2 separate regions of the Homo sapiens genome follow, and region 1 is linked to region 2. Evidence: read pairs that join two places in POLR2A ChIA-PET (ENCODE). Cell type or tissue: GM12878. All regions are shown on one strand. Region 1 has its middle 18 kb from the start of SLC1A1. Region 2 overlaps RIC1 (RIC1 partner of RAB6A GEF complex).

What was found. ChIA-PET counts read pairs that join two places held together with the same protein. Peaks named below come from ENCODE experiments on the same cell type or tissue, not always from the same donor. Only the 100,000 strongest peaks of a DNase experiment are listed, where the experiment ranks them.
Region 1: POLR2A ChIA-PET joins it to region 2 with 6 read pairs; 2 of 35 experiments call an interaction of 5 or more read pairs at or near these places.

Annotation. Positions count from the first base shown.
Region 1 is chr9:4,470,630-4,474,629 of GRCh38, forward strand. It overlaps a transcript of GLIS3 not described here. Among named protein-coding and RNA genes, the nearest start is that of SLC1A1, 18 kb to the right of the region's middle. In GM12878, no CTCF peak of the experiment used is centred here; no DNase peak of the experiment used is centred here.
Region 2 is chr9:5,762,598-5,766,597 of GRCh38, forward strand. It overlaps RIC1 (RIC1 partner of RAB6A GEF complex), which reads left to right. Exons shown (of 26, transcript NM_020829.4): 18 at 1-63; 19 at 543-1,271; 20 at 2,817-2,975; 21 at 3,065-3,201. Among named protein-coding and RNA genes, the nearest start is that of ERMP1, 69 kb to the right of the region's middle. RefSeq lists an enhancer at 1-1,010. In GM12878, no CTCF peak of the experiment used is centred here; a DNase peak (open chromatin) is centred at 1,984; H3K27ac peaks cover 1,538 bases.

The DNA.
Region 1 (4,000 bases), 1.3 Mb before region 2:
AACCCACAGCCAATATCATACTGAATGGGCAAAAACTGGAAGCATTCCCTTTGAAAACTGGCACAAGACAGGGATGCCCTCTCTCACCACTCCTATTCAACATAGTGTTGGAAGTTCTGGCCAGGGCAATAAGGCAGGAGAAGGAAATAAAGGGTATTCAATTAGGAAAAGAGGAAGTCAAATTGTCCCTGTTTGCAGATGACATGATTGTATATCTAGAAAACCCCATTGTCTCAGCCCAAAATCTCCTTAAGCTGATAAGCAACTTCAGCAAAGTCTCAGGATACAAAAATCAATGTGCAAAAATCACAAGCATTCTTATACACCAATAACAGACAAACAGAGAGCCAAATCATGAGTGAACTCCCATTCACAATTGCTTCAAAGAGAATAAAATACCTAGGAATCCAACTTACAAGGGATGTGAAGGACCTCTTCAAGGAGAACTACAAACCACTGCTCAACGAAATAAAAGAGGACACAAACAAATGGAAGAACGTTCCATGCTCATGGATAGGAAGAATCAATATTGTGAAAATGGCCATACTACCCAAAGTCATTTATAGATTCAATGCCATCCCCATCAAGCTACCAATGACTTTCTTCACAGAATTGGAAAAAACTACTTTAAAGTTCATATGGAACCAAAAAAGAGCCCGCATTGCCAAGACAATCCTAAGCCAAAAGAACAAAGCTGGAGGCATCACGTTATGTAAATTCAAACTATACTGCCAGGCTACAGTAACCAAAACAGCATGGTACTGGTACCAAAAGAGAGATATAGACCAATGGAACAGAACAGAGCCCTCAGAAATAATACCACACATCTACAATCATCTGATATTTGACAAACCTGACAAAAACAAGAAATGGGGAAAGGATTCCCTATTTAATAAATGGTGCTGGGAAAACTGGCTAGCCGTATATAGAAAGCTGAAATTGGATCCCTTCCTTACACCCTATACAAAAATTAATTCAAGATGGATTAAAGACTTTTAAGTTAGATCTAAAACCATAAAAACCCTAGAAGAAAACCCAGGCAATACCATTCAAGCCATCGGCATGGGCAAGGACTTCATGACTAAAACACCAAAAGCAATGGCAACAAAAGCCAAAATTGACAAATGGGATCTAATTAAACTAAAGAGCTTCTGCACAGCAAAAGAAACTACCATCAGAGTGAACAGGCAACCTACAGAGTGGGAGAAAATTTTTGCAATCTACCCGTCTGACAGAGGGCTAATATCCAGAATCTACAAATAACTTACACAGATCTACAAGAAAAAAACAAACAACCCCATCAAAAAGTGGGCAAAGGATGTGAACAGACACTTTTCAAAAGAAGACATTTATGCAGCCAACAAACACATGAAAAAATGCTCATCATCACTGGTCATCAGAGAAATGCAAATCAAAACCACAAGGAGATACCATCTCACACCAGTTAGAATGGCAGTCATTAAAAAGTCAGGAAACAACAGGTACTGGAGAGGATGTGGAGAAATAGGAATGCTTTTACACGGTTGGTGGGACTGTAAACTAGTTCATCCATTGTGGAAGACAGTGTGGCGATTCCTCAAGGATCTAGAACTAGAAATACCATTTGACCCAGCCATCCCATTACTGGGTACATACCCAAAGGATTATAAATCATGCTACTATAAAGACACATGCACACATATGTTTATTGTGGCACTATTCACAATAGCAAAGACTTGGAACCAATCCAAATGTCCATCAATGATAGACTGAATTAAGAAAATGTGGCACATATACATCATGGAATACTATGCAGCCATAAAAAAGGATGAATTCACGTCCTTTGTAGGGACATGGATGAAGCTGGAAACCATCATTCTGAGCAAACTATCACAAGGACAGAAAAACAAACACTGCATATTCTCACTCATAAGTGGGAACTGAACAATGAGAACACTTGGACACAGGGTGGGGAACATCATACACGGGGGCCTGTCATGGGGTGTGGGGAGGGGGGAGGGATAGCATTAGGAGATATACCTAATGTAAATGACGAGTTAATGGGTGCAGCACACCAACATGGCACATGTACACCTATGTAACAAACCTGCACGTTGTGCACATGTACCCTAGAACTTAAAGCATAATTTAAAAAAGAACTAAAATTGTCGTCATTTACAGATAACACGTTTTATATATATATAAAATCAGAAATTATATATAATTATTGATATTAAATGAACTTAGCAAGATTGCAGATCTGAAGATAATTATTGTAAAAATCAACTATATTTCTAGATATCATTAACAAACAATTGAAAAACATTTTTAAAAAATACTGTTTACATTCCTTTGGGTATATATCCAGTAATGGGATTGCTGAGTCTAACGGTAGTTCTGTTTTTAGATCTTTCAGGAATCACCACACTGCTTTCCACAATGGTTGAACTAATTTACACTCCACCAACAGTGTATACGCATTTCTTTTTCTCTGCAACCTTGCCAGTTATTGCAGCACTATTCACAATAGCCAAGACATGGAATCAACCTAAATGGCCATCAATGATAGACTGAATAAAGATAATGTGATACATATACACCATGGAATGGAATACTACGCAGCCATAGAAAGAATGAGATCAGCCTGACCATCATGGTGAAACCTTGTCTCTACTAAAAATACAAAAAGTAGCTGAGCATGATGGTGGGCGCCTGGAATCCCAGCTACTCAGGAGGCTGAGGCAGGAGAATCGTTTGAACCTGGGAGGCAGAGGTTGCAGTGAGCCAAGATCATGCCATTGCACTCCAGCCTGGGCGACAGGGCGAGACTCCATCTCAACAACAACAACAACAAAAAAAAAGGATCATGTACTCCTTTGCAGGAACATAGATGGAGCTGGAGGCCACTATCCTTAGCAAACTACTGCAGGAACAGAAAACCAAATACCACATGTTCTCACTTACAAGTGGGAGCTAAATGATGAGAACACATGGACACATAGAAGGGAACAGCACACACTGGGGCTTATCAGAGAGTGGAGGGTGGGAGGAGGGAGAGGATCAGGAAAAGTAACTAAGCTTAATACCAGGGTGACAAAATAATCTGTACAACAAACCCCTGTGACATGAGTTTACCTACATAACCAACCTGCACATGCACCCCTAAACTTAAAAGTTAAATAAAAATAAATAAATAAAAATTTTTAAAGATGCTATTTACAATCATATCAAAACACCTTAGATACTGAGAGAAAAACCTAATGAAGATGCACAAGACCTGTATGTAGAAAACTGCAAAATATTATTTAAAAAAACTAAAAAAGACCTAAATAAATGCAAAAATAGACCAGCTTCATGTATTAGAAGGCTCAAAATTCATGAACCTGGTATATTGTAAAGATGTCAGTTCCCCCCTAAAGCTATCTAAAAATTCAAGTCACTCCCAAACAAAATTTCAGAAAGTGTTTTTCTGTGTACATCTGTAAGCTATCTAAATTTTATATGGAAATTCAAAGGATGATTAATAAGCAAGACAATCTTTAAAAAATGTTCCAGGATTTACAATATCAAATACCAAAGCTACATATAAAGCTACAATAATCAAGGCAGAGAGAATTAGTGGAAAGATAGACAAATAGATCAGTAAAACAAAATAGAAAGTTCAAGGTGGGCAGATTGCTTGAGCTCAGAAGTTCAAGACTAGCCTGGGCAATATGGTGAAACCCCATCTCTACAAAAACAAACAAACAAAACAACAACAAAAACCCTAGACGCAGACACACAAATAGAAAGTTCAGAAACAGACGCACACATATACATATGCCAAAGTCATGTTGCAATGCAGAGGAGACAGGATGATCTTTTCAATAAATGCTCCTGGATTAATTGGATATCCATAGGGAAAAAAATGAATCTTCATCCATATCACACAAAATAATGAATCCCAGATAGATTTTAGATTGAAATGAAAGAAGCAAAATAATAAAGCTTCTAGAACAAAACATATAATATCTTCATACCT
Region 2 (4,000 bases):
AGGGACAGGTCAGGCCCACAGATCCGGGAGAAGGACAGTAACCCTAATAACCAAAGGAAACTTGTGAGTAAAGTACTAGTCATTTCTTTTCAAACATTAAGAAGGTATGGGATGAGGATGAAGGAATGAAACAATTTAAGAGAAGAGTATTTTATGATTTGGAAAGGAGAAATTAAGTCCATAAAATCAGTCTTAAGCCTCTGGGTGTAAGACTGACTGACTGGAGGATAAGGTCCCAAAATGATCATGAAATGTTCCATACTCCATATGTTAACTGCTTAGGCATCATTCATTGCAAATTCTAATGGAAAAAATAGGGATAGACTGGTGAAGTTCATGGGGTGTTTTGTTTTCAGATTTAAGTGTATATACTTTAAAAGGCCAGGATACTTTTATTAACTCTAATTCTAATTAGATCCCTTTGCTTTTCCCAAAAAAATATTATACTATCATTTGAAAGACTTAGTAAACTAGTACCTAGGAACTTAAGAACCTGCAGATTTAATAGGAAAACAACTTGATTCTTGTCTCTCCTTCTCCAGCTGCCATTCTGTCCTCCTGTTGTACTAGCCCAGTCTGTTGAAAATGTCTGGACAACGTGTCGAGCAAATAAACAGAAACGTCACCTTCTGGAGGCCCTCTGGCTGAGCTGTGGTGGTGCAGGGATGAAAGTTTGGCTCCCTCTCTTCCCTAGGGATCACCGCAAGCCCCATTCCTTCTTGTCCCAGCGGATCATGCTGCCTTTCCACATCAACATTTACCCGCTAGCTGTTCTGTTTGAAGATGCTTTAGTCCTTGGTGCTGTCAATGACACTTTGCTCTATGATTCTTTATATACTCGGAACAATGCTAGAGAACAGCTGGAGGTGCTCTTCCCTTTCTGTGTTGTGGAGAGAACCTCTCAGATCTACCTCCACCACATTCTACGTCAACTTCTGGTCAGAAACCTTGGGGAGCAAGCCTTGCTCTTGGCCCAGTCCTGTGCCACATTACCTTACTTCCCTCATGTGCTGGAGCTCATGCTCCATGAAGTACTGGAAGAAGAAGCTACCTCACGGGAGCCCATTCCCGACCCTCTGCTTCCCACTGTGGCAAAATTTATCACTGAGTTCCCCCTCTTCCTGCAGACAGTTGTCCATTGTGCCAGGAAGACCGAATATGCCCTGTGGAATTACCTTTTTGCAGCTGTTGGAAACCCTAAGGACTTGTTTGAGGAGTGTTTGATGGCTCAGGATTTGGACACAGCTGCCTCTTACCTTATTATCTTACAGGTAACAATTCTCTTCTTATAAAGGGGCAAGAATTAATGAGCTTAAACTTAGAAAAATAGAAATGTCCTGTTTTGACACCATGATTGTGTTTAAGGAATTCATAGTCAAATTTTCTGTTTATATCTTTAATTTGGAAGAATTCAGACAGATTCCTTTGAATATCATAAAGTAACATTGCAGAGATATTTTTTCCATTGTCCATAAATAGGCCTAAAACAGATTAATGAGTTCAGAGTAGTGTTTTGAAATTTTAATATATTGAAGAAATTTAATATGTATATTAGAATACATGTAATAGGAACATGGAAGAAATATTACATAAGATTATTGAAATATTACATAAGAAACATAGCAAAGAAAGTATTATTTGAGATATTAGTGAGTTTGAGCTTCTCACAACAGTAGATTTGTTTCCTTTCAGTGTGGGTTACTGAGGGGACACTTATTAGAGCATGGTCATAACAGAGCACCTTGAGCTAGTCTTCCCCAAAGCAAGCTGAGAAGGCTCAGGCCTGCCACAGCAAAGACCCTCATAGCACACAGTTTTTCTCAAAATAATGGCTTCTTTGCAACTCCTGAAAATTTATTTCATTAGCTATTTGACAAAAGGGCTTGACAGTTGGTTATTTGATAGGCTACACTTAAAGATTCTTTCCAGTTACTGCAAAGTTGTTTCCATTGATGTAAGAAGCTAACCATAAACCTGGTTTCAATCTCTGCCTGAAGCAGATTTCCTGTCAGCTTCTTTGCTTCATGACAATGAACTGAAACCAGAGGAGACACTCAAGCAGAGGCCAGGTGGCCTTGAAGTATGATTCCATGGCTAACCCTAAAGAAAAAGACATAGGGTTTTAAAAATAGAATCAAAATAAATGCAGCTGTTTTTTGGTTCCGGGTCACTCCCTGCAACTTCACTGTATCTCCCTGACAATGTAATTTTTTTCTGCAACAGAATTCCTAAGTTGCTATGGATTGGCAGATAATAATTACAATTACAGTTGTCTATTAGGCACCTTTCCATAAAGACCAAGATAGGCAGGTTAAATTTGTGAAAGAAAAATGGAGGATTCTGAATGTGCAGCAGAACTTTACTACTTGCTATTGCCCAAAGCAAAGATTCTAGTCACATCCTCAGAAAACTCTGCAACAGGAGACAGACCTGACCTATTTTGGAGTCAGGCAAACCTCCCTTTTTTTTCTTCCTTTTCTGCTGATCTTCAACAATTTACTTAACTCAGTTTCCTCACTTGTAAAATACAAATGATATGCCTATCTGCAGAGTCACTGGGAGAAATAAATGAAATGACTTAAAGTATATGTATGCTATCTGGCATGTAGTAGGAGTTTAATAAATTATAGTTTACATACACCAGAAGAGTACTTGCCTCGCTTTTCCTTGTATGGTACTTTTTAATCTTATTATTAAACTAACCCCTGTGGTGGTGTGGCTACATTCTTTGAGTTTAGAAAACGAGATAAAGAATTGCTCATATCTTCCCAAATTGTGTAGTATAAAAAGAATGCTGTCCTGGTTGTTTTTTGTAGAATATGGAAGTCCCTGCAGTAAGTAGGCAACATGCTACCCTTCTATTCAACACAGCACTAGAACAAGGCAAGTGGGACCTTTGTCGACACATGATTCGATTTCTTAAAGCCATTGGCTCTGGAGAATCTGAGACACCTCCATCCACACCCACAGCTCAGGTTAGTTGCAAAAGTTACACATCTTCTCTAGGCCATACACCCACGTAGCATCTTTCTCTAATGGTACTGCATATGGTGTGTAATCCTAGGAACCCAGTTCAAGTGGTGGATTTGAGTTCTTCAGGAATCGAAGCATCAGTTTATCCCAGTCAGCTGAAAATGTTCCTGCCAGTAAATTCAGTTTACAGAAAACACTAAGTATGCCATCTGGTCCCTCTGGAAAAAGGTAAAATAATAAAGAGCCATTACTGCTTTTTGGGCATTCATGACACATTGCATTTCAAGACATTTACAAAATTAGGTCTTAATGGAAACAACTATTTAATCCAATTGCAGTTTCTTTTTCCATTCCCAAAAAGCAGAGGCCACACAGAAGGCTTCCCTTTTTCCTTCCTCCCAAGTTCACTTCAGCACCCTCTGAATAGTTTCTGCCCCTTTTTCTGGAATAGATCTTCATGTACCTGTTCTGAATGTAACAAACTTGTTTAAGACAGAGTCTCACTCTGTCACCCAGGCTGGAATGCAGTGGCACCATCTCAGCTCACTGCAACCTCCGCCTTACAGGTTCAAGCGATTATCCTGCCTCAGCCACCCAAGTAGCTGGGATTACAGGCATATGCCACCACACTCGGCTAATTTTCATATTTTTAGTAGAGACGGGGTTTCAACATGTTGCCCAGGCTAGTCTCGAACTCCTGGCCTCAAGGATCCACCTGCCTCTGCTTCCCAAAGGGCCGGGATTACAAGCGTGAGCCACCCTACCTGGCCAAATGCTACAAACTTTTTTTTCCCATAAGTTACTGGGGTCCAGGTGGTATTTGGTTACATTAATAAGTTATTTAGTGGTGATTTGTGAGATTTTGGTGCACCCATCACCCAAGCAGTATACACTGCACCATATTTGTTGTCTTTTATCCCTCACCCCCTCCCAGCCTTTCCCCCAAGTCCCCAAAGTCCATTGTATCATTCTTATGCCTTTGCGTCCTCATGGTTTAGCTCCCACATATCAGTGAGAACATACTACA